3 separate regions of the Mus musculus genome follow, and regions 2 and 3 are each linked to region 1. A link is a loop called in an ENCODE intact Hi-C map of the cell type or tissue named here. Cell type or tissue: left cerebral cortex. All regions are shown on one strand.

Region 1 (8,000 bases):
ACTTCTAATCAGTACTTGTGCTCACTCTTCTGTTGACCTACATTATTCCACAATAATCCCAACAGTTGTTTTCTGTGCTTAATGACTTTCTAGTCTTAACAATCTCTCAAACTAAATAATCACCATTTATTTTTGACAGTATTTTTAAAAAAATAGCTTTATACACAAGTGTCCCAGAACCTCTATCACAATAAATTACTTTGGGTTTGTTTTTGTGCTGGAAGACTGAACCCAGAGCCTTGCACATGCTAGGCAAGTACTTTACCATTGAGTTACACTCCCATAAAAAAAAAAAAAATGTATTAACCTTTTTCCAAGTAAGTGTTAATGGAACACCTCTCTCAGAACCAACCACTTCTTTAAATCATCTGACTCATTGTATCTTACTCAACATAGCTAAAGCAGTTAATCTCCACAGCTAGCAAGAGCCACAGGGAGGCCTCCTACCAAGGCCTGCAAATTCACCTCACATAAAGACTCCTCCAACTAATCATTGCTTCACAGAGTAAAGCACAGAAGTCCGGTGAGTATGGTAAAAAGGCTTGAGTTCACGCACACAAGCAATCCACACTCTTCCCCCTGCTCCAATCACTCAGAACGTCCTCAGAACCTGGAGTTATGCACTCTTCTCAGAACTGCAATGACGGGACCTGAACCTCCTTCAGCAATCTCACAGGCAAACTTTGCAAGACAGAAAGAAAAACAGTCCAGTCGTGGAGAAAGACTCTGATCCATGCCTTTCTCTAGCTCTGAAACAGCACTGGAAATGCTCTGACCCTCTGTGAATTACCATGCCATGTGCTGCAAGCCAAGAGCCAGCTAACCAGAAACCTTTGTTTTAACACCAATGTCAAATTCCCCTCTCATCCCAACCTTCTTTTCCAGGTTGCTAAAAAGCAGTAATACATAAAACCAGAAGGGTCCGAGGGAAGATAAAAGCATTGGCTGGAGGGCAACTTGGTGGCATCAGAATCGAGCAGCAGCTGTCACACTGAGAAAGAGCTATTAGTGAAAAGGGGTCACCAACACTCACCTCCTGGTGGGGTTAGGAAAAAAAATCAGGAAAACAGTTGACACGAGGCAGAAAAATAAGTGGACATCTCTCTATTAATATTATCACAGACCTCATGTGCCATTCCTGCGGCAGCCTCCCGTACACCAGCCTCCGAAGCTGAGCTTCTACACTCTTCTGTCAGCCCAATCCCCTGACTCTCCGAGATCACCAAAGTCCAAGATCTGGGATGGGTTCTTTGACACCTTAACCCATATTCCCTACTGACTTATGGATACAGTGCTGAGAATTTAAATATTCTGTGGCCAGAGAGATTTAGGAGATAAGGTACACTCTATTTCCTCCTCTGATAATCCAAATTCACATTCAAATAATAAAGACTTTTAATTCTGGCAGAACGAGTCATTCTAAAATGTATTTGAGAACTGATCATTCTGCTGCAGTCCAAAACACAAATGAGGGACCTGGACAAGGCTATGCTCCCTTTCAGCCTGAGAGCATTCGCTATAACTTCAACTCAATCTTTCCACATACAGAGGACTGGGGAAAAGATTGCTTAAGGAGGTGATGTCCCAAGGTGGCTCAATACAACTACTCAGAAAGGCCAAGTCTGGCTGCTGGGTCTCCCGGTCTCCTAAGAACTTCTTTGATAATTCTGTACTCTTTCCTACCAGACTTCCCGGCCCCTAGTCTTAATCGCCCAGTGTCTTCTTGGACTTCTTCCTGTGGTGCCTTCATTATTTCTTCAGAAAGCGCTCCCATTTTTCACTACTATCTTATCCACCAATCACTACATACTTCTAGGGCCCATCTTTTCCAGAAGGACTTCTCAAGGGCTGAGGATGTAATTCAGTTAATAGGCTGCTTTCTTAGCACATACACAAAGCGCCCGCACAGCCAAAATAGAAGATGAGGTCGACACCTATTTTCCCAGCACTCAGAAGGTGGAAGGAGGAAGATCACAAGTTCATGGCCATCCTCCATTACACAGTAAGTTCGAACCCAGCCTACAGTGCATGAGACCATGTCTCAAAACACACACAGCCACACAAAACCTTATCTCACTCTCTCCTCTCTAAAAGTCTACTTAAGTTAACATGACTCAAGTATCTGTTTCAAAATCATTTTGTAGGTATTAGATTTAACTTATCAACGATATTGCATCTTTCCAGACGTTATGAACATTTTAGGCTCCTCAACTCCTAGTGGCTAGTACGTATTAAGCACTGCATACATGTCTGCTGAGTGGCATGAGGCACATCATAAACTTACAAAGTGAACTCTCAAAACTAAATGACTAGCACCTACTAGACCTAAGAAAGAAAAGTGTCAGATTCCGTATAAAAGTCTTAATAGACCACTGATACGAGGGTGAATCCTGAAGCAGAACTAGGCAGCAATGGTCACGGGAAAGCCTGTATTTGATCCTCTACACACAGAAATCAGTCTTCCCCCCACCCCACCCCCACCCCCAGAACACTACAGCACCAACAGACTTATCTGGCAAGTCTACCAGTGTCATCTTTCTTTCCCTGTGGTCAGCTGTACAAAAAGAAACATGCAAGTTAGAAAAGAAGAAGAGTAGGAAAAAATAACTGATTTGCAAAGTCAAATTTTCAGCCAGGAGTAGTATCCTGGCTTCCTAATAGAAACCTAAAGAATGCTGAAAAGCACCTCAGCCGACACACCATGAAGTACATCCTGTTGGTACCAGAGTACCGAAATTCCCATTTACACTCTGAGTGCTAGAAGCCACTTTGTTTGGGTTTATGCCAAGTGGGATAGCCCAGCACTCTGGAGGCTGGAGCAGGGTTTTACTGAATGTGCAGGTCTAGCCTGTGCTACAGAACACCACCCTGCCCACTACCCTCCCAGAAAACTAAAACAGGCAACACATTTAGAACTACTTGCCCTCGTCCTAACATCTAAAGAATACCCAAACACGAACTACTGTTTCTAAATGGCACTTCTGCTTCTCAACTGTGTAATGAGAACACACAGTTCAACTTTAGCCTCCTCACCTACCCTCTTATCTTCTATCATGAGACTCTTGGTAATCACATACTTGAACTTCAGGGCACAATTACTCAAGACAAGTGTCCCTGCAGAATATGCAACTACCTCAGCCAGTTTCACTGCTTATAACATGTGGGAGATGCCAAACTGCCCTCTGAGCGTCCCATCTTCTTATATAAAAAAATCTAACGATTGTAAAGAATAAGCATAAGATTGCAGGCTGCCATTATGCTTATTACCTTTAGCCTAGTATCTGTAAAACCAAAGCTGGTCTGGAAGAATTTATATCAAAATATTCCATTATCACTTAGGAGTTTCTGGAAGGAAGGGAGGAGGGAAGGAGGGAAGGAGGGAAGGAGGGAGGGAGGGAAGGAAGGAAGGAAGGAAGGAAGGAAGGAAGGAAGGAAGGAAGGAAAGAAGTCGCAGCCACCACAAAGTCTCTAAGGACAAAATCTTAGAGTCAGTTTGTCTATTCACGACCTAAGTATGTGATCCCCAAGTCTGCCAGAAATGGCTCTAAACTGGTGTAATTTGTAAGCCTAACTGTCCAAGCCAATACCTATGGCTTCTTGATGATTCATGGTAAAAGTTATTTTCATTTACAAGCACAAGCATGGATTTAGGGTAACTCTTGGTATCTGTGGTAATTCTTAACATAGATATTCTTTTTTTATATAAGTATAGAATAGAGTTTATTCAAGGAATGGGGAGGGGAGTTAAGAGAGTAAGTCAGAGAGTCAGTCCTAGAGGCAGAAAAAGGCAGAGGGAAGGAGAGAGTAGAGAAGCAGGGGCCGGCCATGGCCATGTGGAGTTGGGGGGGGGGGGGGATGGGGAGCAGAGGGGGAGCAAGGGGGCAAGAGGCAAAAGAGAGACAAGAGTGTAAGAGGGTAAGAGCCATACACATGTTCTCAACACACACTTTTATCCAAGCTCAGAGTTGAATTGCCTGCTCCACCTAAGCCTTCACATTTTTCGGTGACGGTTCAGTAAATCTTTCAAATTTAGTGTAGTGAACATCAGAGACTCTCTAACTGTCACTGCAAGCTTAGGTTCAAACCATCCAACATGGACACAGTGTGTTAACAGCCAATATATCTACACTTCGCTCACCACCACTACCCCCACCACCACCACCAAAAAAAAAAAAAAAAAAAAAAAAAAGTAAACATGATTATTTTTATCTTCCAATACATGGTTTTAACAGGTTTATTAGCAGGTTTTTTTCTACAAAATCTGAACTTTCTAAAAAACATAACTCGACAGAATACTAGTGAACTGTTAATTTACTGAGGAGAGATAATGGTACTGTGGGGATTTCTAAAGTCATCTGAATCATTTATATATACTTGAGAGGTTAATGCAGAAATATTTACAGATGTCATCAGAGCAGGTCTGAAAGATGAGAGAGAGCTCAATGAACTACAGAAGGAGCAACATAGGAATTGTAAGTTATGGGCTCTGGGGGTGTTGGGTGCATTGGAGTTTACCCCTACTGTTCCATGTACTTTCTCATACAAAAAAAAAATTTTAATTATACCCTTTATACCAATGCACCATTACATATGTGATATCGTGTGGATACAGAAGTACCATAGCGTTCAGCTAACCAAATCATCCTCAGGTTTTAAATCAAGAAAAGTCTCGGAGAAGTAAGTTGCATCGCAGAAAGAGGTATGGTATTCAAGGTACATCTTGAACTCGGTTGTCTTTAAAGATTATAAATTTTAAGGCTTAAAACAAGACTGGACCAAGAACATTTTCTAGCAAAACAAGTGCAAAATTTTCTTCCATCTCCACCTGAGAAGACATAGATGGCCCCTCTTGCTGACTAAGTGGGGCCACCCAGCAGGGCATGGCAACTACCCAGAGCACAGAACCACTTGTAAGCAGCTTTTTCAAGTCTTTCCTTCACCAACCATAGGCAGCCATACTGAGCCAAAGCCCAGGCAGCATTCTCTCTTAGGAGACATGATGCCACTCCAATGCCCATTTTAAAGCAAGAAAGAGGTCACATTGCAGTACCCATCCACCACTGCAAAGTTCAAAAACACAGTTATAAGCATCCTGACTGGTGACACTCAATACTTGGCACTCAGAGAACCAACTCTAAAATGGATGTTTAAGCCAAATACTAGCATCAAAATCTCTGGTCATCACCAAGGCCAGGATCGCCAGCCTCCCTTCCTTCCTCCCCAACCAGTAGCTACCAGCCACCGGCCACCACCCCCATCCAAAGCACTTTACAGAAATGAACAAGTCTGACAGACAGGAAGACTGCCTTTTTAAAAACACTTAAACTTGACATCCAAACACAGGTCTAGAACCCACAACCTAAACCTGCACAGTCAGTGCACATAAGGCTTATGCTCTCATTAACAAAGCTCAACTTGGCACCCCTGAAACAATAACACAATATCAGCAAAGATAAATAAATAAATTAAATAAATAAATAAATAAATAAATAAATAAAGGGAAGAGAAAAGTTTCTCCACACCATTATGTCAGGTGCCATGAAAGGCTACAAACCAACCATATTTTGGTTTTGTCCTGGATCAACTCAGGAGGCCCTCGGAACCTCCTGTGTATGTGTGGCTGTGTGTGTTGAGGGTGGGGAAAGGGAGGAAGAGGAGGAAAGAAAGCAGTTAAATGTATACACACCAATGACCAATCCCAGCACCAAAGCAAATCTTCCCAGGCAAAGATACTTTTCTGTGACCCTTGGACTGTCTCCCTCCAGCTCCTTCCATCCTACAAACACACACACACACACACACACACACACACACACACACACACCAGGAGCCTCTTAGCAGGCAGGAAAATATGCATTTGAAAAACCAAGGCTGCCTGCAGGTGCCTCAGGAATAAAGACAGACACACAAACACATACACAAAGCCAATCACTTGGGGTGGGGGGCACATACAAAAAAAGGAAAAGAGGGACAACTGGTGACAAGCCCTTCAGCAGCCAGCTAGGATTTTATCTTGCCTCATACCAGCCCTCCCTGGTGTACCTTCTTCTGTCCTTCAACTAAATTGCTCATGTATACACACACACACACACACACACACACACACACACACCAACACAACCCACACGCAAATGTATGTGTGTGGATAATATTGTCATTAACCCTTTCTGCAATATAGCCCCATGCATTATATAAAAAGATATTCCATCCTTTCCTCTTCTCCCCTCCTCCCTCCTTTCTCCCAACAAGGAGAAAACGCCCCCTTCCCCAGCTTCACCAAAAAAAGGGGAGGGGGGAGTATAGAAAAGCCACAAAACCCTAGCAGCCTCTGATCCCCAGGACATCCAGAAAAAGCATATACTAGACAGACTAAAACACACACACACACACACACACACACACACACACACACGCATGGGAACATATGGCTCTGTAGAAAGCACACAGAGAACAGTCCACAGGCGCCCCAAACCCAAGCAAAGACTTCCACCAGCCAAGAAGCCATGATTGGGGAGGGAGAAGAAGAGGAAAGGAGTGGGGGTAGAACCATCCGTGGAGAAGGGGGGCGCATTGTTGTGATGCCTGAACCCCTTTCTTTCCACCCATCTGCTGTGGAGGGAGGTGGGGGTGCAGGAAGGGGGCGCAAGGGAAAGGCAAGCTGGACAAGAACGAAACCAGTAGAAGACCAGACCAGGCATACAGCTTAGCGATTCCCTCCTTGCTGCCAATCTGCCCCCAGCTCCCCCTACATACAACCCCACACCCAACAATAAGACCTCGGCCGAGACTGAGAGCTTCGAGTGCGGCGGGGGAGGCAAGAAAACCGGGGTGCAGCCGAGTGTGGGGGGTGTCATGCATAAAAGGAAACCATGGGGGGAACAGAAAAGGGGGTCCCCCCTTACCTCCAGCGCTTCAAAAGTAACAAAGCTGGTCATGGCAAATCCATCAATGATGTCCTCTTCGGCTGAGGTGGACTCTCTGCGCTTCCTCCGCGGGGGTCTGGGCCGGGACGGGGCGGAGGATGGGGGCTTTCCATTGTCTTCCTTGTCGGAGCCCGACGATGAAGCCAGCGAGGGAGCCCGGGTCCGGCCGGCTCCTATACCACCCGCCGCACCGGTTCCTAACCCGGCCCGGGAGCGTCTCTCCCGGTCTCGCTGTGATCGAGACCTCCGCTTTTTCCGGAGTCCATGTCCCCGCGTCGGGCCATCCATGGTTCTTTTAACCGCGCCGGGGATCTTCCCCGTTCACCTACCCGCGCGCCACAGGCTCGGGCCGCGGCCACACACACACACACACACCCCAAGAAGAAAAAAAAAATTGACACCGAGCCCCCCTTCCTCCTGCACGGGCTTTTCCCTCCCGCCGCGAGGAAGGGCGCGGGGGAGAAAGCGGCTGGGAGAAATAAAAAAAAAAAAAAAAAAAAGAATCCGAAGAAGAACAAGAAGGGAGGGCAGGGGGGAAAAGAGAAAGAAAAAAGGGGGAAGGGGCGGGGAGACGGGGAGGGAGGGACGGGGAAGCGAGAGGGCGAAGTGTGGGGCTCCCCTCTGCACCGAGGGTCGGAGATGCCTGCGAACAGCGCCGAGCAAAGTAATGGCTGAACACACAGGTCTCCTTTACAGAGGAAAGGGGGAAAAAAATAACTCACCAAGCAGGCAATAAATCAGAATAGCGGAATGCTTTGATCAAGAGACTGGGGAAGCCCTCCCCGCGGCCATGCTCTCTCCCCACCACTGAAATCGCCTTGCTTCTCCCTTTCTCTAGAGACCCCCCAAAAAATTTTAAAAAAAAAAAAGCCCGAGGTCCGAAAAGGTCACGGTGAAGTGAGGGGTGGGTGGCAATGAACTTCACCCGCCCCCTCGTGCAGGAAAACACCCCACACCTCCGCCTCTCTCACACACTCGCCTCGCAGAAAAACTCACTCCCGGGCTCCCAGTCTTTTTTTAAGAAATGCATCCAAGGGAAGCCAGGGCTGGAGAGCGAGCTGAGAGGGGCGAGACCCC
Region 2 (8,000 bases), 150 kb before region 1:
TGTATTTAAGCACACCTCCACTACCTAAGTGAAAGAATGTAGGAATGAACAAAGGATCGCTACAAAGTCAGAAACACTTGGCACCCTCTAACTTCTTAGGCTGAATCTGATACCAGCCTTTGGCTCCAAGTTAATTCCACTATTATCTCATAGCCAAATAAATTTCCCTCTGAAACCCCAATCGCCATTCTGACTATTCCCTCTTACACATTTCTGCTAATAGTAATATAAAAGAAACTGATCTTGATAAACAAGTCATTAAACACCATACCAAATTGTAGAAAAATAAAAGCTTATGGACACATGTGGAAAGATTTCTGGATGCTTTAGTGGGGGAAGGGTCACATTATTACACAGGAACCACAAATAAAGATTGGCCAGGGTGACAGCAGGGCCAGTCATCGGGTTTCTTCGACGGAACACTAAACACTCCCATAGTGCTCCAACCTGTGAACTCAAGGTTCCGTATTCTGCGAGGCCAGCAAGAAATGTCACATTTCCTTTTGTGATCCACTTTAAAACCAGCTGGCCATTAGTTCTTTTCAAGTAGCAACCTGTTCTGCCTTGCATGAAACTGTTTGTCATTTGAAGTACAACTGGCTGTGTTCACGAACAAATCAGTTCTACGTTTGCTCTTGAGGTTTAAATGGTGCTATTAAGTCCTTCTAAGTATATCTGAAAAGAGCAAGATGGAGGGAAGGGGAGAGGGAAAGGAGGAGGGAGAAGAGGGGGAAGGCAGAGGTAGATTAAACAATACAACGAGGAAAAAGCTACTGACCTAAAAGGGGAAGTGTCAGCCTTCTGCTGTTCTCTGAAAACCCCTGTTTTATGAAGTCTACTATCTATGAGATTCAGAAAGGTCTTAGGTAAAGCTTAGTGAGGAAGCTGAAACTTAGGAAAAACAGGACAACTGCCTTAGCTCCATTAGCTCGCCCTTAACACTGCACAGTATCTCCCAACAGTCCAGCTGGCTGCAACCCAAACTATTGATTGCAGCTAGATTGCAGGCAAGAGACTGGCACCTAAAAACATGCTTCAGGTAGCCAAGAATGCTCCCACTGACCCTTCAAGTGCTTTGGGGAACATGCCCTTGACAGTCACAAGGACACATCTCCCAGATAGTATTATATAGATTTTGGCTCACTGTTTGCTGAATGGTTTCCACACCCACACAAAGTTCCTCATCTATGACATTAAAGTGCCAAAGATGCTTCTATGTATTAACAGAATAGCACCTAAAACCAATGAACCAATATGCTAAGAATCAGTTGAAAAGCACCAGAAGTGTAGCTTTGTGGCAAAGTATATGCTTAACATGGGCATGGTATCAGGTTCAATCCCACCACCAAACAAACAAACAAACAAAACACTACTAACTGCCATCAATAAAACTCTGTGTAGGAGGGCAAGTAAGACAAAGGGGAGGGGAGAGGAAAGAGGTGGGAAAAGGAAGAAGAAAAAGGGGGTGGAGAAAGGTAAAGAGAAAAACAAAACCACACCCTCTCAATAGAGCATGGACACTATAAACACCTCATAACATGCTTTAACGCATTAGCCCCACATAAAACCACCTCTGTAACCACACCAGTCACCTGGCAGAAGATGTGACCTCAGCGGCATATGTGGTTTTACTACTAGCTCTCATATCCATTCAGCGCTGGCCATCCACCACACACAGCAGTCTTCAGAGAAGGCTAAGAGCTGTTCACCAAAAAACTGGCTGTGCAGGGAGCAGCCTTCTGACTGTCTAAAGTATTTTACCCTTCATAACCTTTCCTCTGCAATTATATTCTTTCCCTGGCTATAGCTGGGTTAGCTGACCCCTTCTAAAACAATGCCATTATTGCTGCTATTATTGCTATTATTATTATTATTATTATTATTATTATTATTATTATTATTATTTGCCTTGATTCCTATCACCAGTTTATCCTCTGTAACCAGGTTAGTCATCTGGATGGACAGCACCACCAAACACCAAAGGACTGATATGACACACTGTGCTGTTCACCCACAATTTCTGACCTGAATCACTCATTCTCAGATAATAGAGGCAGCAGCCAGTTCACAGGGGAGAGGAGAAAATGCAAGTGCAGCATCATCATAACCTGAGGAGCAGTGGCTCTCCAGGTAAGAAAACTGACTCTATCCAGCTAAACACAGAACGGCACATTTTCACTGCCATTAACTTCAGGAAGATCTCAGCTAATTTCATAGAATTTATAAACGAAACCCACTCTGTGAACGTTATGTATGTCACCCCTCAGCCTCTCACAGCCTGCACAGCCATCAATACTTGGAAAGCGGTCAACTTCTTCCTCTGCATGGAACAAAGAAACATTCCAGAGATGCTATATGCATGCTAAAAAAATTTCCCACCAAACCCATCTGTTTGTGATTTTTATCTCCCACCTAATTACAGCTGAAATAATACAGTATGATTTACACTTCTTGTTCAAGTGTGACATATCTAATAGATTATTCAATATTAGTTTATCCAGCTATGTCATACTGACAGTAGCACTTAATGTTAATCAGGAGCGTGCCTATGTATCAATTTTAAGCCTCACACAGTTCAATGAAATTATCAGAGTTCCAAGACACCATCGATATGTTTTGATCTATATGTCAAGAGTCATGGGGTGTGTGTTAATTTTCCCTTCTTGTTATTACTCACTGCATGGGATGGGAAAAGAGCACAGCTGAGCCTGTGAATCCACTCTGCCTCCTCTCTATGGTTTAGACACTTAAGGCCCCATCTATGAAGACAGTACACTCGGATGAGACTCTGACTCAAGGGAACCCACTCAGTCTACATTTCCCTGTCCTTCGAAGCTGCACAAAATCAAGCCCTTCCTTGTAGGAGCTTGTCTTCTTGACCCACCTCCTCTGAGACCCATTTACAAGCTTCATACAAAACGATAAACCTTCAAAGGCTACTACTCTACCTCAACTAAGCAGGTTATCTCCATTCTCAGCATCTGTTTCATCAACTATACAACTACAATTTATTCTGCTGAGCTATTAAAAAAACTAAATGATTTAGCCCAACTAAAGTGCCAAGCAAAGTAATTAAGTACAGGGTTAAGGGCTAATTTGTTTTTCTTTTGAGACATGGTCTCACTAAGTATTCCTGACCGGCCTGGAGCTGGAAGATCTTCATGACAATATGTGAAGTTCCCAAAAGACAAATATTGTTTGATTCCTATGCCAGCTAATCAGAATATTGCAATTCAGGGACAGGAACAAAGAAAGGTCCTTTGCCAACGCCTGAGTAATGAGAGAATAGGGAAATGCTCCTTAATAAGTAGGGTTTTACATTTTGTAGGATGAAGAGTTGAGAAGATTGGTTACACAACCAATGGGAATGTAGTTTAAGAACCACACTTTTAGATACTAAAGATTCTCGTGTGTGTGTGTGTGTGTGTGTGTGTGTGTATTACTTTTTTTAATTTAATAGGAAAGTTTTTCATTTTTAATCTAGCTGTAAGGCATGTGTGTCCTCCTGGCATGACATGACCTCACAACCCATAGCAGCTGTGATTATATACTGGTAACCTTCATAAGATTGGGCTCATGAACATTCTATAAAGGCTGGGAGGAGTTCAATCTTTGGGCAAAGTTTGCTGGAAGTTGGTATAGTCACTTCTAAGTTGTCTGCTCTTCTTTAAGCACACCCTCACCTACACTGCCTTCTGGCCTAGTCGGGTGCCTAAACAAATGAGGCCTCCACTCACACAGACACACACATAATTAAAGAGAAAAAATAATCTTAAAAAAATACTAGTATATAAAAACAAAGGGGAAAAAAGGTAGTTAGCTAAATATGCCAGCAGAACAAAGTTAAACGTGGAGGTAGGGGGAACACAAAATGACAATGGCATTCATGTGAAACACTGCTGTATATGACCTCATATCACCAAGAAGAATCAGGTATGTGCTTCTGATGAACTCCACTTTATAAATAATAAAGGAAAGATTCAGAGAAGCCACGCCATGAAGCTCAAAAGCCTCTTAAGTGGTGGGTTATGATAAAACCCCAGACTCTAGGTCTCTTTTGTCTAAAATACAATACAGAGAGATGATGGACAGTTAGGAGTGACCTCTCTGTTAGAGAAAAGTAACAACCAGAGCATTTCAAAACAGACCTAGTAGGGAGGTAGATAGCCTTCCTTACCAAGGGAATCAGAGCCAAGTCGTCTTATGTAACTGTTTATCCAAATTCAGCTCTAAACAGACATGCTACTACCTTCATCCCGGCGCTGGCCTCCACACCCTGCTGGGTTAGATATGAAAGGCTCAGGATGCCCAAGCATCCTGGTTGCATCACTGGGTGGCACTGTCTCCCAGGTCCCCAGGCATTTTCTCCCTGTTTCACAGCACAGTAGATAACGACATTCTGTGTAGCACTCAACTGCACCGAAGCAACTTCAGCATCATGATGAAGGGTTGTTCTCAACACTTTTACTATCCTTATATAAAATGTGTGTGTAAGGCAAGTGTAAGGTGTTGCTGCTGTTTTTAGGTTCATCTTCGGTTGTCACGCATTTAGAGGTGTGAATATCTGAGTATCATTTTTTCCCATACTTTTATCTAATACTGTACCAACCATGAGCTTTATGGTGAAGACACGTAACAAAACGGATTCTATATTATGGTTTCACACATAATGTTTCTTACAAAAACCATCATTGTTTCTAAAAAGAACACGTTAGGAACACACAAGACCTCTCTCTCACTTGCAACCAACCAATTTATAGAACACAAAAGAATGCAAAGACTTTTCATAGACATATGTCTTTAAATCAAACATTTCAGGCTGGGGAGACAGCTCATTGAATAAAGCGCCTGCCACACAAGCTTGAGGGCCTGAACATGGATCCTCTGAACTGACATAAAGCTGGGCTCAGCAGTGCACCCATGACCTCAGCGGTGAGGGGGGGGGGGTATGAAAATGCTGAGAGCTTGCTGGCCAACTAGTCCTGGCACAAAGGCAAGCTTCAGGTACAATAAGAAACCTTGTCTCAAAATATAAAATAAAAAGATTATAAAATAAAATAAGGGCATTTCATTGTTAGCCTCTGACCTTCACACATCCCACATATGTAGATACACTATCTATCTATCCATCTATCTATCTGCATAAACAATAATAAGCATTTCATCACTGTTGCTTCTTTCTAGGATGGAACCAGTTCTTGCTTAGTTGTCTACACTGTACTTGAATCCCTAGGCTTGAATGATTCTTACTGATCGCCGATTCTCCATTGGCTGGGACTATAATTACACACTGCCATTCCCAGCTTTTCCCCCTTAAAATATGGGTGTTCAATTTTTTAAAAAAAAGAAAATGTATTAAATAACTTTCTTAAAAGTAATTACCAAAGCCAAGCCTCCATCCCTGCATCTTCAACAGTAACTTTATTGCCAGAAAAGCCCCTGTGCCACCATGCCTCACCAAATAAATGCTATAATTTTATAATTAAAATATTTGAAAATATGCCTTGTAAGGCTTATAAATTCACTAGTTCTTAACTGTACATGACTATCGATTCTCCAATAACAACTATTTTTTCCCTCTTTAGGGTATAAAAATTAACGAGTAAACATTGTTTATTATGACACTATTCAGAATTGCTGAGACAAGGAATCAACTTCCACTGATAGACTGATGGGGGGTGGCATGTACATAAACCATCCACTGATAGACAGATGGGGGGGGTGGCATGTACATAGACCATCCACTGATAGACAGATGGGGGGGTGGCATGTACATAAACCATCCACTGATAGACAGATGAGGGGGTGGCATGTACATAGACCATCCACTGATAGACTGATGGGGGTTGGCATGTACATAAACCATCCACTGATAGACAGATGAGGGGGTGGCATGTACATAGACCATCTACTGATAGACTGATGGGGGTTGGCATGTACATAAACCATCCACTGATAGACAGATGAGGGGGTGGCATGTACATAGACCATCCACTGATAGACAGATGGGGGAGGGTTGGCATGTACATAGACCATCCACTGATAGACTGATGGGGGTTGGCATGTACATAAACCATCCACTGATAGACAGATGAGGGGGGGTTGGCATGTACATAGAATATCCACTGATAGACAGATGAGGGGTTCATACATACATACATACATACATACATACAACAAGAGGGATTTTTTTCTATTGCTAAACAAACAGTATAAATCCTTGTCATTTCTAACAACATAGTTAAACTTGGAAATTATCCTGTGACCTGAAATAAATGAGACAGAGAGAGATAAATATTACTTGTTCTCACTCACATGAATAAACTTAACAAGATGGTCTCACAAAGTTACAGAATAGAATAGTGGTTGCCAGAGGCTGATAAGAAGAAAGGGAGGAAGACAAAGAATTAGGCGCTAAGTATAAAACATAAGAGAATTAAGACCAAGTACTCAACAACCCAGTAGGTCATCACTACAGTTAACGGTAATTTGAAGTTTGAAGAGGGGGCTGTGGATGTTTCCAGCACATGTAACAAATGTTGGAGGTGACAGTTATGCTTTGATTATGACTTGATGATTGCAGGACACACATGTGTTGAAATATTTCCTTATACCCTGAGAATATATGTAAATACTATGTCAATCAAAAATTTTAAGTGTAAATTTAAGAAAACATATAAATATGGCTCAGGGCACAGCACTTGTTAAAGACAACTATGCTAAAATGTTTGGAAATAGGCCATAAATGACAGCAGCCAAAAGGACACTGTAAGTAGTTACATAGGGCACATTGCCCTAATACTACAGATAGAATAATTGAGGCACAGAAAAAGGCAGTAGATGACAACACTGAACAAAACTTGAGTCCTTCTGCATTCTCTCAGCCCAAGCTACACCCCTCAACGGCAGCAGGGTAGCTGGAGCCCTTCTAATAAGACCCTGCACTACAACACCACACCAGAGTGCACATTTTGCAAACCTTAGAACTGTGCTCACACGCTGCTGTAACCTCAGAACCAACAAAAACGCTCTGGCAAGAGAACATATGCAACAAATAAGTTGAGTGAGTGAAAACAAGAAGTCCCTTCATTATTCATCCATGACCTAAACTCCAGCCAACAGATTCATCGAGATGTCTGTATTGCCGAGTGCATGGAAGACCAAGAGGAAGGAAGCAGGGTAAACGTAGAGGTAAGCTGGAAACACTTGCCTTTGCAGGGAGAACCTCAGCCTTCAAATGCTGGCTCCGATTCTAGTTAATTCCAGCTCACACAGCTAGTATCAGTACTGTACAATCTACAAAGTTCACGGAGGGTTTGAAGAATCCCCTGTGTTCGGAGAAGTGCTTCTCCGAACTCCTCTCTAGTTTCAAAATCAACAACCCTCTCTGTCCAAACTTCCCCTCAGCCCCGCCTCTGTACCAAGACATCAAGAAAATACAATGCACAGAAAGACAATCCCACAGACTCCCTGACAGGACTGAGCTCTTTAACGCTGCCATTCTAACTGACTGGATCAATAGACAATGAAGAACAACAGCCATCCGTGGCCCCCACAGCCAGTCACCGCCTTAATAATAAGCAATGTGTTTCCATTCCAGTCACAGACGCAGCAGCCAGCCAAATATGCCATTCGAAGAAGTGGTGCAATGGAAGGTACAGCCCTTAAATAGCTGTAGGTTGCCAGATGATGGCACACTGGATCGGATACAATTCTCCCAGCCAGAGGATCAAGGCTAAACCTCAGAACTGGTGCCCAGTTTCTTCTAGAACAGTTTGGGGGTATTTCCAGGCAGCTGAAGCATGCATTTATTACCCTTTCAAGTTAGAGATTATTTTGACCCATGAACTACAGTATGTCAAATGGACCCAAGCCAGCACAGAAGGAGGAAAAAGCAACTCAGCATTCACTCCTTCAGTTGGTTGGCCAACTGTGAAGGAGGAATCAGCACACTCCACGAAGATTTATCTTATGTGGAGTGGATGTACCAGCACACCCAG
Region 3 (8,000 bases), 1.3 Mb after region 1:
TCTCACTGACCAATATTTTGACAATCTAGTTGGACTCAAGCATACACAGTGTCCTCATTGTTCATTCTTTCCACAGATTGTGATGTGTGCTGCGTGTAAAGAAGTCTTCCAGGCACTGACAAACGAGAGCTCTACTTTCCAGAAACTTACAATACAGGAGAAAAAAATATGAGCAGATACACACTATCCAGATAGGGGCTTACTAACAAGCTTACTGCTGCAAGCAGGGAGACCTGAGTTTGACCTCCCCAGAGCCCACCTTAAAAACCAACTTTCTCTATAATATGCCAGAGACCTGGGATGTGGGGAGGCTCCAAGGTGTCTATAGCTGAGACACCTCTAGCTGAGACTCCCAGCAATTGGGGATATAGATCCTGTAGTAGCCACGTTCTGAGGTCAGGCAGGATTCCCAGTGGGGGGATAAGCACAGCAACCCACCCACAAAAACCTTTGACCCATAATGTGTCCTGCCTATAAGATGTGCAGGGAAAAAGATAGAGCAGAGACAGAGGGAATAGCTAACCAATGATTGACCCAAATTGAGACCCATCCTGTGGGCAAAAGACAATCCCTGGCACTATTAATGATACTGTTATGCAGGCAGATAAGTGCCTAGCATAACTGTCCTCTGACAGGCTCCACCCAGCAGCCAATGGAAAGAAATGCAGAGACCCACAGCCAAACATTAGATGGAGCTCAGGGAATCTTGTGGAAGAGTTGAGGAAAAGATTGAGGGGTCCAAAGAGAACAGGAATTCCATAGGCCAACAGAGTCAAGTAACCTGAACCCTCAGGGGCTTCCAGAGATTAAACACCACCAACCAAAGAGCAAGCATTGGCTGGACCTAGGGCCCCTGCACATATATAGCAGACATGCAGCTCGGTCTTCACGTGGGTCCCAAGCAACTGGAGCTGTCCCTAAATCTGCTGCCTGCCTGTGAATCTGGTTTTCCTTAACTGGGCCACCTTGTCTGGCCTCAGAGGGAGAGAATGCACCTAGTCCTGCAGTGACCTGATGAGCCAGGAGGGCCCAGTGGTAAGGAAGTAGAAACCTGCAGATCCCTGTGGCTCACAAGCAAGCCAGTCTAGCCCACCAGGACAAGTTGCAGACCAGTGAGATAGCCTGTCTCAAAATCACTTTACACACACAAACAAACAATATATGAGGAATGGCACCTGTGGGTATCCCCTGGCATCCATCCATGCAGGAACACATGCATCATCAAACATGAACAAGCAAACACATCAAAATAATTTCGGGATGATCGCCAGGATATGGCCCTCCTATAGTCAGAATGGTTTTCATGAACAGAGATTTGAGTCCATATGAAAGACTAGGAAGCAATTCACTGGGCAAAGCATCCTGTGTATGTAAGAGGGTTTCTAGGTTGAATAAACAGCAGGTGCAACCAGAAAAGGCATGATGTGTGCAGAAGGCAATATTTGTGTGCCACCCTCCCCTGCCCTGGGGATGCACAGAAGATCAATATGCCGCAGAGACTTTCTAGTTTCCTTTCCGTTGCTGTGATAAAATGTTCTGACCAACAATGACTTGGGGAGGGAAGGATTTATTTAATCTTACACTTCCGGGTTATAGTCTACCATGAGCAAGAACTCAAGGCAGGAACCTAAAACAGAAACCGTGGCTTAATAACAGATTTGTGCTTCCCTAGCTTTCTTATCCAGCTCAGGAACACCTGCCTAAGGAGAGTACTCCCCACAGTGAGCTTTGTCCTTCTTCATCAATTCATAATGAAGACAATCCCCCATAGATGTGCCCCTCGTCGCTGTCAATCTGCTTTAGACTCCTTCCAGATGACGGTAGCCTGTGTTAACAGAGCTAACTAGGACTGGTGGTAAATTCAGCCTGATTTCAATACCAGACCATAGAGATCATCTTCTCAATGGTCCAGAAACCAGAGGGTGGAAGGGCTAACAGCAGGTGATAGGTTTCTAAGTTCATCACACCTCTGCAGTCAAACAGCTTAGCTCATAGGTGATAGATGGAGGGAAAGAAGGTGCAGATTCAGGAATCACTGAAAGGCAGTCACAGTGGCATGGATGTCCTTAATCCCAGTACTCAGGAGACTGAGATGGGAGGAGCATACATTCAAGGCAAGCCTGGATGACAAAGTGAAACCCTGCATCAAAAATAACAACAAAACCAACCAAACAAGCAAAAAAAAAAAACAAAAAACAAAAAACAAAAAACAAACAAACAAAAAACCCACAATAAATGAGAGGTATATATACACAGATTGTATCAATTCCCTTTCTATTGCTGTGATGAATTAGCCTTGAAATAACAACCTAAGTGAGGAAGGGATTATTTTGTCTCTCATTTCTGAATTTTGTCACCATGCCTTCCACCTTCCCACCATAATGGACTGCATCTTCTCAACTGTGAGCTCAAATACACCCCTCCCCTCCATTATGTTGCTTTTTGTCAGACATTTGGTCACATTAAGAAAAGTAATTAGGTTAATAACAGACCTGATCCTTCCTGACACACTTAAAGGGTGGAACATTCTTCCCAGATCTCCCAAGCAACTACACTGATTTGCCTCCTCCTAAAGAGTTTGGTCTTCTTTCCTTCCTTCCTTCCTTCCTTCCTTCCTTCCTTCCTTCCTTCCTTTCTTTCTTTCTTTGTTTCTTTCTTTCTTTCTCTCTTTCTTTCTTTCTTTCAACTATATGAAAACTTATATATGTTAAATTTGCAAACACCTTGAGTGCCAAAAGTCTTCCAGTCTAGGGCCCTAATTCAAAGTCTTTCCTTTATGCATCATCCCCAGAATCTCAGGAATGCCAAAGGATGTTCACAAAGCTTTCCCAGCCCTCTGAGCCTTGCCACTTCCAAAGACATCCACCAGTTCTATCCTCCTTCACCAAGTCTACAGGGCAGTCTAGTACAGGGCAGCAGAGGTGTAGACAAGATTGAATTGGATATGTAAGCCAAAACTATTGGGGAGTCCCCCACTTCCAAATAACTCATTGGCTACTCAGTGAATGGTTTTCTGGGTTCTGTCCTCTTCGTGCCTGTCATCATATCTCTGTGGTTTGAATCACTGAAACAAAAACTCTACACATTTCCCCCCAGGTAGCTAATCGCCCCTTATCTTGCAGTTGTGCACATAATTTACTTTGGATGAAATCTAATGCTCATAAATCCATACTGTGTTGTTTTCTTTCTTTTGCTTCACAGTCAATTTTTTTCAGCAAGCAATCACCCTTTAAGATGTGCTGATAGCCTTTCCTTACCTTCTGATTCTTGAGTGTCGATCTGAGGAGTTCCTGGATGGATTGTTTTCTTCTGGAATCAAGAAGCTACTGCAGCAATAGGATATCTACTAGGACCACTTGACGGGTAGCTATTCCTCTTCCTAACACATAGGACTGGGAAGACAGCTTAGATAGCCTACTGGGGGAGGTACTTGGCCACAGAAGCATCTAAGCTGAGTCAGATCCTGAGAGCTCACTTTAAAAGAGGAGGTTGGTGGTGCTCACTTAGTGCTGGAGAGGAAGAGATGGTCAGTCTGGTCTACTGGGTGAGACCCCAGGTCCCACTGGGAGACACTGTCTCAAAAACCGAAGTTTGACATATCCCAACATTGACCTTTGATCTCTACATGAGCGTAAGTATGTATGTATCCATACAAACATTCTCACAAACACATATGTATTCACACATGAGCATGCATGCACACACATGTGCGCACACATAGACACAGACAGACAGACACATACACACACACAATGAGCTATACGAAGAATATACTTGGAATCAGACAACACTTGGCTATTTACCCACTCAGCAAGTATTTATTATCGGTCGTGCAGTTCAGTCCTGCTTCTGTCTGCTAAAATTGTATTAATGAGTGAACAAGATAAGCATCATTCTTGCTGCATTCCCAGAATGAGATCAAAAGTTTGTGTCCTAGCCGGGCGTGGTGGCGCACACCTTTAATCCCAGCACTCAGGAGGCAGAGGCAGGCGGATTTCTGAGTTCAAAGCCAGCCTGGTCTACAAAGTGAGCTCCAGGACAGCCAGGGCTATACAGAGAAACCCTGTCTCGAAAAACCAAAAAAATAAAAAATAAAAATAAATAAAAAATAAAAAGTTTGTGTCCTTGAGTTGCTCAATCTGAGCAGTTTGCTAGATCCCTCAAGCCTGATTTCTCTTCTGGTCCATTTATCCGAATAATACTATGAGCTTTCTGGAATTTAAAGAGAGGGGAAATATTAGAAATTAAAACCAGGATTTGGCCCATACTAGGAAAATACTCTATTAGTTAAGCTACAACTTCAACTCTTTTCCAATTTTTTATTCTGGGATAGTCTTACATAGATGCCCAGGCTGGCCTTGAACTCACCCTGTTGCCTAGGTTGGCCTTGAACCCATGGTCCTCCTGCTTTAGCCTCCCAAGTAACTGGACTGACAGGTCTACAAAGTTCTGGCTGATTGCAATTGTAAACTGAGTGATAGAAGTGACTGGTAACATGCCAGGCACTCAAAACCATCAACTGACACATGTAGAGACTTTCTATCTTGACCCAGAATTCCCAGGAACACCCTCAAGTTTATGGTAACTACCCGATGGCACCATCAAATTTAAATTGGGGGTTTGTGAGCCAGTTGGAAATAGTCAAGGTATAAAAATTCACAGACTATGGCAAGAATGAAAAAGCAAATATAAACCTCTTTACGTGGTTCCCTGCTTAATTTATTCCCAACTTTGTCTTAAGTGATACTTTTCACCAGTATATATGAAATGGAAGGGGGAAAAAAAACATCTAGAGTTAGAATTCCCTGTGGTTGTTTCCTATTAGGTCCGTGATGCACTACTGCCCCCGTGTGTACCAAGCTTGGCTAGCAAGGATCTGGCACCCACACTGACATTAGGATATTGAATTTTATTTTATTTTATTATTTTTTGAGCAAGAACACTTAAGAAGAAGAAAAAATAGACTCTCAAAAATCCTCTTTATCCAAGATCAAATAGAATAAAACCCAATTAAGTCAGAGCAGCTGTTGGTGTTTAACCAACTCAAGCGGCACATCTTTTCCTTCCGTCGGTGATGTGTATTGGACATCCGGCTCCATTTACAGGAAATGGATGCATTAACCCCAGAGATAAGAAGAAATCCCTTAATAGAGTAGAGGGCTCAGGATGCTCCCAAGTGGCAGACTCTGGTTCCTAATATAAGCACATGTCTCTGCTCAGAATGATTTCTAACACCATGGGTCAGTCAGCCTGAGCTTTGTTCCCTGCTTGAAAGAACTTCTAGACTCCTCTGCCTCAGGCTAGCAAAGTGTGTCTCTGTGCTGTATGAGTCAAGGTCAAGAGACATCTATCAAACTAGATCTATCGATCCTGTTAGGATTCTAAGATTTAAGTATTGTGCAATTTAGAGGGCACAGCTCACTGATGCCTAAATCGAAGGTGGTGGTTACAATTGATTGTGAAATTGACAGGACTTAAAATAATCCAGCAGATAAGTATTGGGGCATATCTGTGAGGGATTATCTAGATTACTTTAATTGAGGTGGGAAGGGCCACCAGGAATGTGGGTGGCACCATTCCATAGACTGGGGTCCCAGACTGAGTAAAAAGGAGACAGTGAGCTGAGCACCAACATCCATCTCTCTCTGCTTCCTGACTGTATGTGCAATGTGGCTGGCTGCCTCATGCTCCTGCCACTATGACTATACCCTCAAACTGTGAGCCAAAGTAAACTCCCCCTCTAGTTGTGTTTTTCAAGTATTTTGTCCTAGCAGCACGACAAGTAAGCAATCTGAGTCTAGAGGACACCTGCTGAGACTTCCAGGTTCCTGTGTCCTGGAAAAAAGAATTTGACTGGAGACCCACAGAATGTGATAGAAATAGAGGGAGTTCATTAAGAAAGAGAAAGACAACATCAAGAATGAAACTGAGCTAGAGAGTTATGACAGGTCTGAGGTCTATACTAGGAGCCTGTTGTATGATAATTTTCCAGGAGAAGCATGAATAAATATCTCCATCCAGTCAGAGAATCAATGGCATACCAAAGTAAGCATAACACCAAAGTTCAACTTGGTGAAACAGTGAGTTTATTTGGGACTATGTGCAGGAGTATAAGTGATGAATGACTAATAGGAGCAGGGAGGACCCAAAGTAAGCTGGATCACTGAAAGCCCACCCATAGCAGGGGTAACAGCTCATAAAAACTGGAACCCTGGAGTTCACTGCATGACTTTAAGGCAGATCTACTAGTTGGAGAGGATATATTTCTGGTATCTCAGCTCAGCTGAGCTTCCTCAGCAGCTATAACTGCCTATATTGCCTTTGGAACTATGGGACTTTGTACATCTTGTCAGTTTCAGGGACTTCCTGTGACTTCTGAGTTGTTTACTTCCTGAGCCTTAATATTAGCCTATCTTTACAACATCCTGAATCTTAATAAGCTTACCTCTATGGTAGAACTTAGCCGCTCTAAGGAAATATCTACACGGGAATAGAGATGTAAGGATGTTCAGAATGTTTCAAGAATATTACTTGAGAGTACAAGTTTTAGAGAGATCAAATAAAGTTCAATGTGGGCAGAGCACAAGGCATGCAAAGAAGGGTACTGTCAATCAGGGATGCCCCAGGGGTGCTCAGGGTGGAATTGGGTTATGGACTAAAGATGGGAACGGAAAGGATGGGACACAGAATGTTACAAAGAACAGGAAGATCTGATTTTCACCAGGACAAGGGTCAGTTGAATTGTGGGAAAATCTAAAACAGAAAGCCCAAAAGAAGACAGTTATGACAGTCTAGGTTGAAGAAACCAAGTATGAATTAAATATTAGAAGAAACAACTACATAATTATTACAACTATCTTTAGCCATTAGAATTGTGTAGGCCACTCTAAACTCTTTCCTAATTGTTCCTGACTGGTGTCATAAAAATTAACATGTTTGGAGGCTTGTCTTACAAGCAAATAGACCTGAGTTCAAGCCCCAGAACACACAAGATATGATGACATACATTTATGATTTCAGTTCTGGGAAGATGCAGAAGATAGGAAATTCCCTGGTACTAGTTGGCCAGCCAGTTTAACCTACTTGGTGAGTTCTAGACCAGTGAGATATCCTGTCTCGAGACTAAAAGTGGTGCTTGGTCCTTCTCTTTTGTCCTATTCCACATCACTGAGGATAGTTCCATCGAGCCTTCTGTCTCTAAATTGTCCATCTTTACATGTCCCTAGTTTCCACACATGCCAGAGGTTTCAGACTTGCAAATCATATGATGTGATGCTTTTACAGCTCAAGATCAGCTAGAAAACTCAATGGATGGTAATGATGGGGAATCCTGAGTTTTTCTGGCATAAGCTAGCTTACCTTGGCTTTGGTCCTAGATGCCTACCTATGCTTTAAATGTTATCTGCTGACTCTTCTACCGATACTAAGTCTTCCAACTCATAGTTCAGTGGTGGTTGCTTAAAGGTAACATCTCAGGGAAGACAATCTGAAAAGGAGCCAAAGTCTAATGCTAACTGTACACTCTGATACACCCCTGTGAGACTTTTCCTGGGGAAAAAATGTGAACAGACAAACCCCTGATGACAGTTTAAAGAAACTATTCAACTCAAGTCTAGCTTCACAAACCACTGAGTGTATTGGGGTTCCTTGCAGGAGTAAAGGTGATAGAAACATGGGTGTTATAAAGCCTGCTGTATCTCCCCAAATCCTACATGAACGTAAGTGATGTCTCACAGAAGCTACCTTCTTTGTTCGCTTCTCTTAACTTGCACTCTGCCTGGAAGTTTGGAGAGGGTTCTTTCTATAGCAGTTGTTACCGTTTATACAACCATAAGGCGAGAGCATGTGTATCTCTTAAGTTTCAGGAACTTCCTGAGACTTGTGAGTTTAGATAACTTCTAGAGCCTCATAAGTATCCTTTCCTTCCTGAGTTTCAGTGAGCTTCCCTCCCAGATGAAATGTCCCAATCCCTAGAAAATAGTTATGCAATACCACTTTAG

Evidence for each region. Peaks named below come from ENCODE experiments on the same cell type or tissue, not always from the same donor. Only the 100,000 strongest peaks of a DNase experiment are listed, where the experiment ranks them.
Region 2: a loop joins it to region 1, with 2.4 times the contacts of the local background. A loop is called at or near these places in 4 of 42 quality-filtered maps.
Region 3: a loop joins it to region 1, with 2.5 times the contacts of the local background. A loop is called at or near these places in 2 of 42 quality-filtered maps.

Annotation. Positions count from the first base shown.
Region 1 is chr5:132,534,613-132,542,612 of GRCm38, forward strand. It overlaps Auts2 (autism susceptibility candidate 2), which reads right to left. Exons shown (of 20, transcript NM_001363480.1): 1 at 6,903-8,000. The coding sequence starts at 7,211. Among named protein-coding and RNA genes, the nearest start is that of Auts2, 4.6 kb to the right of the region's middle. In left cerebral cortex, no CTCF peak of the experiment used is centred here; DNase peaks (open chromatin) are centred at 4,942, 5,931, 6,533, 7,066 and 1 more place; H3K4me3 peaks cover 2,521 bases; H3K27ac peaks cover 1,533 bases.
Region 2 is chr5:132,384,662-132,392,661 of GRCm38, forward strand. The region is part of intron 1 of Auts2 (autism susceptibility candidate 2); the gene reads right to left. Among named protein-coding and RNA genes, the nearest start is that of Auts2, 150 kb to the right of the region's middle. In left cerebral cortex, a CTCF peak has its summit at 4,321; a DNase peak (open chromatin) is centred at 4,353; H3K4me3 peaks cover 333 bases.
Region 3 is chr5:133,791,001-133,799,000 of GRCm38, forward strand. No RefSeq gene overlaps it. Among named protein-coding and RNA genes, the nearest start is that of Gm36667, 200 kb to the left of the region's middle. In left cerebral cortex, a CTCF peak has its summit at 4,860; DNase peaks (open chromatin) are centred at 3,444, 4,603 and 4,848.